2 separate regions of the Homo sapiens genome follow, and region 1 is linked to region 2. Evidence: read pairs that join two places in POLR2A ChIA-PET (ENCODE). Cell type or tissue: GM12878. All regions are shown on one strand. Links, peaks and the distances in the headings refer to the core of each region. The heading gives the core; the rest is flanking DNA. Region 1 overlaps TARDBP (TAR DNA binding protein). Region 2 overlaps CIROZ (ciliated left-right organizer protein containing ZP-N domains).

Region 1 (4,139 bases), core at 1-4,000, 59 kb before region 2:
AGCAGGTCAGTATGGAGTCTACACAAAAGTTATTAACTATATTCCCTGGATCGAGAACATAATTAGTGATTTTTAACTTGCGTGTCTGCAGTCAAGGATTCTTCATTTTTAGAAATGCCTGTGAAGACCTTGGCAGCGACGTGGCTCGAGAAGCATTCATCATTACTGTGGACATGGCAGTTGTTGCTCCACCCAAAAAAACAGACTCCAGGTGAGGCTGCTGTCATTTCTCCACTTGCCAGTTTAATTCCAGCCTTACCCATTGACTCAAGGGGACATAAACCACGAGAGTGACAGTCATCTTTGCCCACCCAGTGTAATGTCACTGCTCAAATTACATTTCATTACCTTAAAAAGCCAGTCTCTTTTCATACTGGCTGTTGGCATTTCTGTAAACTGCCTGTCCATGCTCTTTGTTTTTAAACTTGTTCTTATTGATCTCTGTAAGTGCTTTATATATTATGGCAGTACTGATTGAGGAATAACCTTGAATCCTTTTTTTGGGTAGGTAGGTTGGAAACACTGATACTTCAGCCCAGGTATTGACTAAAATTTCCATGTTAAAAACCAATACTACAGAATGGTGGGATACAATTATTCACTTATCAAATTGTCAGACAAAAGGAACGTGAATAGTAGTACTATTTCACATTGTTAAAGACAACATAAACTTCCCAAGGACTATTTGGCAATACATTTTAAGCAAGACCAGGCATGTTCAGGGAGGGTGGCAGGCCACAGACTGGCAATACATTTCAAAAGCCCTTAAAAAGCATGCATAATCTTTGACCTAGCAATTCCAATGCTAAGAATTTATTTTAGCAGTAAGGATATTCCCAGCAATTGGAAATAACCTGAATAATGTTCAAATTCAGAAGACTGAATCAAAACATGGCATTTCCACAAGATGAAAAGTGGCATTAGAAATAAGTGGTGACATTATAGAGAAATCTGTATTTTTCCTCTTTACAATGAACATGAAATACTTGGGCACAGTGATGCCTAACAAAAGCACACATCACACAACAGTTAAGTACAGAACCCTAATACACACTTAGGGGCTACTTTGCTCATACTCAACAACAACAAAATCATTCTTACTGTTACACATTATCTCTTGGATTACGGAGTAGTTAACTTCCTACTTTTTCCTACTAAGGACACAACTTAAGTGCTGATTTAACTTTAAAAATCTCATTTGGTTTTAGCTGGCTATTCCTTCCTAAAAGGTTTTAATAGCTAACATTCAAGTTTTTCAGTCTAACTAAAAGTTACCATTCCATGTAAAAGCTTACTGTGAGTCTTGGCCTCATTTCTCTTGTGCATATGAAGTACAACTTCTTGAGACTCAATTTTTATTATTTTCTTTTTTCTTTAGAGACTCAATTTTTAAAGGTAACTTTCCAGCATCTGTATATCACATATAAAAAGAAATCGTGTTTTTCCAGTAAGACTCCAGACACTAAACTGTGGTGTCAAAAAAAAATTTTATTTATCTGGTTCAAAAAATTTTTTAGAATGAATGCATTTAGATTGACCAAATAGATTTTTAAAAACAAATCTTTGCCAAATAGTTTAAGTACTTTTAAACTTCAAAATCTTCTTAGGGTAAAATAAATACCCGTATCTATGCAGTACCATAAACATGTTAATAAAAGGCCACTCAACATTGAAAGCCTTCTATGACCAGTAACTGAAATTTACACAAGTGTAAAGAAGGGATTAAACCATGCCGTTGACAAGTTAACTTACCCCTGGGCTCCTTGAAGGCTTGTCAGTTTAGTCTTTGGAGGTCCCCGAGTACCATTTTAAGTGTTACCATGTTACTGCTGCTGAGTAATAGTGCAAGTGCTAAAATGCAAAATTCAGATGGTACAGGGTTTGGAAATCATGCAGATTCAGATGCAGAAAAAAAAAATTAAAACAACTCAAGATCCCTTTACAGAGGAAACTGAATAATGAAACAATGTGGCGATTACAAGTCTAAAGGATGACTTCATTGATAAATGTTTATGTAACTTGCAAAATGACAAACCTATTTATCATAATCTAATTAGGTAAGGGCATTAGGTAAACTACCAACACAACAAATATCACATTCTTCCAACTAGAAAATGAGCTCAACTCTCACAGAATTAGTTACAAAAAAGTACAACAGAGAATCAATGTTATTGCTTTTACATACTTAACAATGCATTGTGAGAGTGTGAGTTTTGTAAGCGATTTTATTCAACTGTATTCAATGTTACCACATTCCCCCACCTCCTGGAGGACAAAGCCCATTCCACTTAACACTTCCAGACAGACAACCCACCCTAATTCTTAAAGCTATCAGGCCTCTTAATGGATTTCAGGCACAAGATAATTTGTGGTTTCTTCTACTTTATCCCTACTGCAATTAATTCCACTTTTCAAATCCCAAACTAGGAAGGTGCTGATATTCCCTTTTCAATTGATATGCTTTGCTACAAAGCATTAGAAAATAATCAACATTTTGCCCACTCCCCCAAATAAGAATCTTTTTAGAAGGCATGACTTCCCAATGGAGATTTACACAGGCCATGTAAATAGAACATCACCCAAATGCACAGAGGCACTAAGAAAAAGCCGGAGGGTACTGCTTACCATTTTAGGTGCGGTCACCCAGACTTATTCAAAACTAGATTTCAAAAGAAAAAAAAAAATTTTCACTTTGGCCAATGCAAGAACAAATACCAATTAAGTCTGGGTATCAGGTGTCAATGCATGACAGGTGATGAATCCATTTGACTTGAGACAACTTTTCAAATAAGTTTATTTGAAGCAAAATAAACTACTGCCAAGAAACTTTATGAAAGTTCCATCTCAAAAGGGTCAAAAAAGGGGAATTAACTGCTATGAATTCTTTGCATTCAGGGCTGCAAAACAAAGACACATATTATTTAAATCAGTTTTATTTAAGAATTTCCAACAATGACAACTCTTATAAAAAGCATCCAAGCACAGGACACAGAACTGCAGCAAACAGCATTCTTATGGGTAGCTAACAGACATTAGAACTTCCACCCTTCTTTGAGACACCTGAGCTCACTGGTGAACTCTGCTTCAAGTCCTCCTGCAAAGCACACCACAAGCTCAGTCCATGTTCTCAGCCCATCAGCTTCAGTTCACATTGCCACACTTACATATCAGTAACAGAAGAGAACACACACCATACAGCATTCACAGCAGTTGACAAAGGGGTAGGGGGAGTACAAGTATCATTTCACTTAACACATTCATCTAATGTGGGTTATCTAAGAACAAAAACTCACTTAAAAGTCTTCCAACAGATGTGGATGTCCTTTGAATGCAAAAAACATTCGTACATTATTTGCTATCATTGCTCTCTGCACACTCTCTCACCAAAGCCACAGGATTGAGAGACACATCTCGCCAAGTTAAAAAATATCCATTATGCACCACCAAGTCTCTGCACGCGCTCTCTCCTTTTCTCGCTCATACTAGCCTTTCATGCCTCGGCACCACCATCAATCCCACACAAGGTTTCAAAAGTTCAGACAGCCTTCTGGTTCCATATCACAGCCTTGCGTTCATAGCGTTGATACGACTCCATGAAATAAAGAGTAGCGGATAAAAATGGGACACCCACCGTCAAAGACGCGGCCTGTGATGCGTGATGACGAATTCTTGAATGAGAAAGCATGTAGACAGTATTCCTATGGCAGAATATTTACAGCACTACTTTCAATGAAGTGCTTCTTCCATAAACATTTGAAATGAGATGAACTGCAGAGATTAAATGAAGGCTTCATATTGTACTTTTGTGTATGAGGGGAGACAAGTGTTAAAAAACAAAACAAAAGAACCAAACACTGTGACACCATGATCTCCTAAAAGGAGATTTTCTTAAGGAAAAAAATCCATATGGTGGGGTTCAAATTAAAACAAGGGGTAAAGAATGTAGTTCTAATCAATGGTTTCCGTTTTGAACATGCAAAGAATTCACTTGACAAGTCCAGGGATAAAATATTACAGGAGAAACCTTTTGATATCAATTGTAGTGTGTTGGTTTACCAATCAGGCAAACAGCAGTTCACTTTCAACCACTCAATATTTCAACCTTTCATGTAACAAAACTTATAAAATTCCTTTAGCTC
Region 2 (4,531 bases), core at 293-4,292:
TCTCGAACTCCTGGCCTCAAGTGATCCACTCGCCTCGGCCTCCCAAAGTGGAGTGATTATAGGTGTGAGCCACCGTGCCCAGCCTCATTCAACAACTATTTATTGAGAACCTTCTGTGTGCCAGAAACAGCTTGAGGCACTAAAGATGCAGCAATGAACAAAACAGACAAATATCCCTGGCCCCATGGAGCTGACATTTGACTAGAGGGCAATAAACAATCAATATAACAAATAAGCCAGTAAGATAGTTGGTTAGAAGACAATGATTGTGCAGAAAAGGGTGAAGGAGGGCAGGATCGGGGAGTGTTAAGAGGGTAGTCAGGGTGGGCTTCATGGAGAAGGCAACATTTGCACAAGGACTGAAAGGAGGCAGGGGAGTCAGCCATGTGGATATCTAGGAGAAGAGAGTTCCAGGCAGAGGGCACAGCCAGTGCAAGGGCCCTGAGGCAGGACTGGGCCTGGGATGATTGAGAAATAGCAGTGGGTCTGGTGTGTTTGGAGCAGAGGGAGGGAGGGGAAGAGAAGTGGGAAAGGGGGTCAGAGAAGTGAGGGCAGGTCACGTGAGGCTTTCAAGGGCTTTGTTTTTTTTAAGCAATGGAGTTTTTTTTTTTTTTTTTTCTTTTTTTGGACAGTGTTTCACTCCGTCACCCAGGCTGGAGTGCAGTGGCACAATCTTGGCTCACTGCAGCCTCCACCTTCCGGGTTCAAGTGATTCTCGTGCCTCAACCTCCCAAGTAGCTCGAATTACAGGCGGGCACCACCATGCCTGGCTAATTTTTGTATTTTTAGTAGAGATGGGGTTTTGCAGTGTTGGCCGGGTTGGTCTTGAACTCCTGAGCTCAAGTGATCCTCCCACCTCGGCCTCCCAAAGTGCTGGGATTACAGGTGTGAGCCACCGTGCCTGGCCGGCAATGAAGAGGTTTGAGCAGAGGAGAGACACAATCTGCCTACATTTTGAACAGGATCCTGCGGGCTGCTGCATGAAATATACACAACTGGGGCAAAGGAGGAAGCCGGGGGACATGGGAGGAGGCAGCTGCAATGACACAAGCCGAGGATTCACGTGGGGAGATGGGGTTGGATTCTGGATACACCTTGAATGAAGAACCATCGGGCTTTCCTGTTGGTATATGCCTTTCCAGACTTTTAAAAATTACTGCTATTTTTATCCCTTCCAGGTAAGAAGCTTCCAGGCGGAGCAGTTTCTATCTGCGAGTCTGATATTTCTGACCCTGCCAGAGAAGCCACCTCCACAGGCTCAACCCACGTTTCTGTCCCTTTCTCATTCCAGGCACCTGGAGGTCCCCTGACCACCTGGATTCTTCTCTTGCTAAATGTGGCTACTTCCTGCATCTGGCTTCAGACGGTGACTTCCTTTTTCGAGTTCAATACTCGGCCTGCTTTGTGCAGAAAGAGGTGGGTTTGGGAAACTTTTCTTTTTTTTTTTTTAAAGGGAGATTTAAGGAGCTAAGCCTGAGCTCAGATATCAAGTAAGGAGACACTGCACCATTATTCCTCTGCAGAAACTGAGCTGAGGGAGACCAGAAGTCTCTGCCCTCATGGAGTTTATGGGCATAGATATTAAAAGGCCGCCCAGCTCAGATGCTGCCTCCTCCAGGCAGTCCTCCTGAGAATCCCCCCTTCTCTGTGCAGTAGACCTGCTTCTATCATTGCCAACACTGACTCATAATGTGCCCACTCACACACCATATCCTGCTGGACCTGGAGTCTCTGGGGTGAGGCAGTCACACCCACAGGCTTGCCTCAGGGCCTGGCACACAGTAGGTACTCAGTAAGTGCTGAATGAAGTGAATAAATGGTGCTGAGGAGTTGCAAAGACTGACTGACAGCCCTCACTTGCACAGGCCCATTATGGGCTCACGAGACCATGTGACTCTAAAATTTACAGAAGCAAGATATTTTTGTATTCTTTTTCCTTTTTTTTTTTTTTTTGACGGAGGCTCGCTCTGGCACCCAGGCTGGAGTGCAGTGACGCAATCTCGGCTCACTGCAACTTCCGCCTCCCAGGTTCAAGCGATTCCCCTGCCTCAGCCTCTGAAGTAGCTGAGACTACTTGGTAAAGGCGGGGTTTCACCTTGTTGGCCAGGCTGGTCTTGAGCTTCTGACCTCAAGTGATCCACCCACCTCGGCCCCCAGAGTAGCTGGGACTACAGGCATGCACCACTACACCCAGGTAATTTTTGTACTTTTTGTAGAAGATGGGGTTTCACCATGTTGCCCAGGCTGGTCTGGAATTCCCAGGCTCAAGCCATCCTCCCGCCTCGGTGTCCCAATGTGTTGAGATGATAGGAATGAGCCACTGTGCCAGCATTCTTGTTACTTAAATTTCACTCCAGGGGTCCTGCAAGGGGACAACCAGCCGCACAGTTTGGCTCACAGTTTTTTTTTTCTTGTCTTTTCCTCACCTCCACTTCCCCTTTCCATTTCTTTGTGCTCCCTTCCTTGACCCAGTCCAGAGTTTTTCCTGAGTGGGGCTGTGGTCTGGAGTGGGGGAAGGAATTTTGGGAACTACCCTGCTCCTCCTCTTTCTCTTCCTCTCTGTGGTCGCCCTTCTCTGACAGCCCCGTCACCCTTCTCAGGCCCCACCGCAAAGCTTAGACTTGGGTTCTTCTTATGTGGCTGAATGAGGGCAGCCTGGGAGGGGCAGAGGGACCCATTGGTTTGACATCTTTGAAGTCCGCCTTGTACCGGAATGAGCTAGACCAGCTCTCACATCTAGTCTCAGAAATGGCCACATGCCTTTGGCTTAGTCATTTACCTTCTCTAAGCCTCAACTGCCTCATCTGTAAAATGGGAATTTTATGTCTCATAAACCCAGCCTTGGCTGGGCTTGGTGGCTCACGCCTGTAATCCCAGCACTTTGGGAGGCCAAGATGAGCGGATCACTTGAGGCCAGGAGTTCAACACCAGCCTGGCCAACATGGTGAAACCCCATCTCTACTAAAAATACAAAAATTAGACGGGCGTGTTGGCGTCTGCCTGTAATTCCAGCTACTTGGGAGGCTGAGGCACAAGAATTGCTTGAACCCGGGAGGTGGAGGTTGCAGTGAGCCAAGATCAGGCCATTGCACTCCAGCCTGGGTGACTGAATGAGACTGTGTCTCAACAACAAAAAATAGCCCAGCCTTATGAGACACTGGTGAGCATCAAAGGAGATAAAGTGTGAACAAATATTTGTCAACTCTCAAGGGACATTAGGACGCAAGCTCTTATTCTGTCTGACTAGGTTTGACCTTCCCCAAATCCCCAAATGCTCCCCAGCCTGGAGGGCTTCCTTGGTGGGGGCTGAGCTTCCAGAGCCAGACCCAAGCTCCGTGTTGGTGTCGACCTTGGTCTCGTTTCCCATCCCTCTTCCACAAGCCCACCTTCTAGGAGGTTCATGGTGTCCTATTTGCTGTGAACAGGGACTGACCTATAATTGCAGGCTATTAACTGTATTTTCCTCTCTCATTTGCATACATGAATTTTGCCCTACTTCCAGAAAGCAAATTACAGGCTGGAAATCAGAATATTTCAGAAAGGGGTGATGGGGTTGGAGCGGAGTGATCGCTACATAATGAAGTGTCCGATGCTAAGGTCAAGGCTGGGCCAGGAAAGCGTCCACTGTGGGCCCATGTTCATCCAGGTAATGGGTTCGGGGGGTCTGGGAGGTGGCAGAGGGACCTCCCAGGCTGGGCTTCTCTCTAAAGGCCAAGGCAGGTGGCCCTGGCTCCTGCACCACAGGACGTGGCCCAGGGAGACAGGTGGTAGCTGCAGATGCAGTATGGCATTGTTCTCCTAGACATCCCTGGGTACTGGCTAGGTCTCTGCTGGGTTGGGTTCTGAGCAAGGACGAGTGAGATGGGAGGGGAGGGGGGATTAAAGCTCTCTGACCTCGGGTTCTGGATTTCCCATCTTGGCTGGCTCAGGGGGCCAGTCGGGTTATCACCAAAGCTGCAAAATTGCATCTTTGTGTCCTTTCTCTCTGGATTGAAAAAATTTGCTAAATTTGCTAGTTTGGATGCTTTTTTTTTTTGACCTGGGTAATGTCAAAGAGTTATAGACCCCAGGTACGATCAGGTGCAATGTCTACATTTTAAACATCAGGGAAGAAAGGTTGAGCCCCACATCCAACTGTGAGCTCTTTCATGGCCGTGTGTGCTCCTTGAATTCAAGTTTCTCTCTAGCTCTCATCAGCGGGGCACCTCTGTAAGCTAAACATGATTTGGATGGGAGTGGGGAGGGCTAGAAACCCAAACATCTATAGGGACCAAACCCGCCACAGAAATGAGCGTGCTGGACTGAGGAGGAAGCAATAAAGAATTTTACTCATTCCTTCATTTAGTCAGCTGGGTTTTTTTGTTTGTTTGTTTGTTTGTTTTTTTGAGATGGAGTCTTGCTCTGTTGCCCAGGCTGGAGTGCAGTGGTGCAATCTCGGCTCTCTGCAACATCTGCCTCCTGGGTTCAAGCGATTCTCCTGCCTCAGCCTCCCAAGTAGCTAGGATTAGAGGTGTGTGCCACCATGCCCTGC

Evidence for each region. ChIA-PET counts read pairs that join two places held together with the same protein. Peaks named below come from ENCODE experiments on the same cell type or tissue, not always from the same donor. Only the 100,000 strongest peaks of a DNase experiment are listed, where the experiment ranks them.
Region 1: POLR2A ChIA-PET joins it to region 2 with 5 read pairs; 7 of 35 experiments call an interaction of 5 or more read pairs at or near these places.

The regions. Positions count from the first base shown.
Region 1 is chr1:11,022,822-11,026,960 of GRCh38, reverse strand. It overlaps TARDBP (TAR DNA binding protein), which reads right to left. Exons shown (of 6, transcript NM_007375.4): 6 at 1,469-4,139. MASP2 (MBL associated serine protease 2) reads left to right here. Exons shown (of 11, transcript NM_006610.4): 11 at 1-438. The coding sequence ends at 76. Among named protein-coding and RNA genes, the nearest start is that of TARDBP, 12 kb to the right of the region's middle. In GM12878, for the core only: no CTCF peak of the experiment used is centred there; no DNase peak of the experiment used is centred there.
Region 2 is chr1:10,963,243-10,967,773 of GRCh38, reverse strand. It overlaps CIROZ (ciliated left-right organizer protein containing ZP-N domains), which reads left to right. Exons shown (of 13, transcript NM_001170754.2): 4 at 1,292-1,416; 5 at 3,503-3,646. Among named protein-coding and RNA genes, the nearest start is that of CIROZ, 17 kb to the left of the region's middle. RefSeq lists enhancers at 2,389-2,448, 2,489-2,558. In GM12878, for the core only: no CTCF peak of the experiment used is centred there; DNase peaks (open chromatin) are centred at 1,674, 1,877, 2,203 and 2,673; H3K4me3 peaks cover 639 bases; H3K27ac peaks cover 2,502 bases.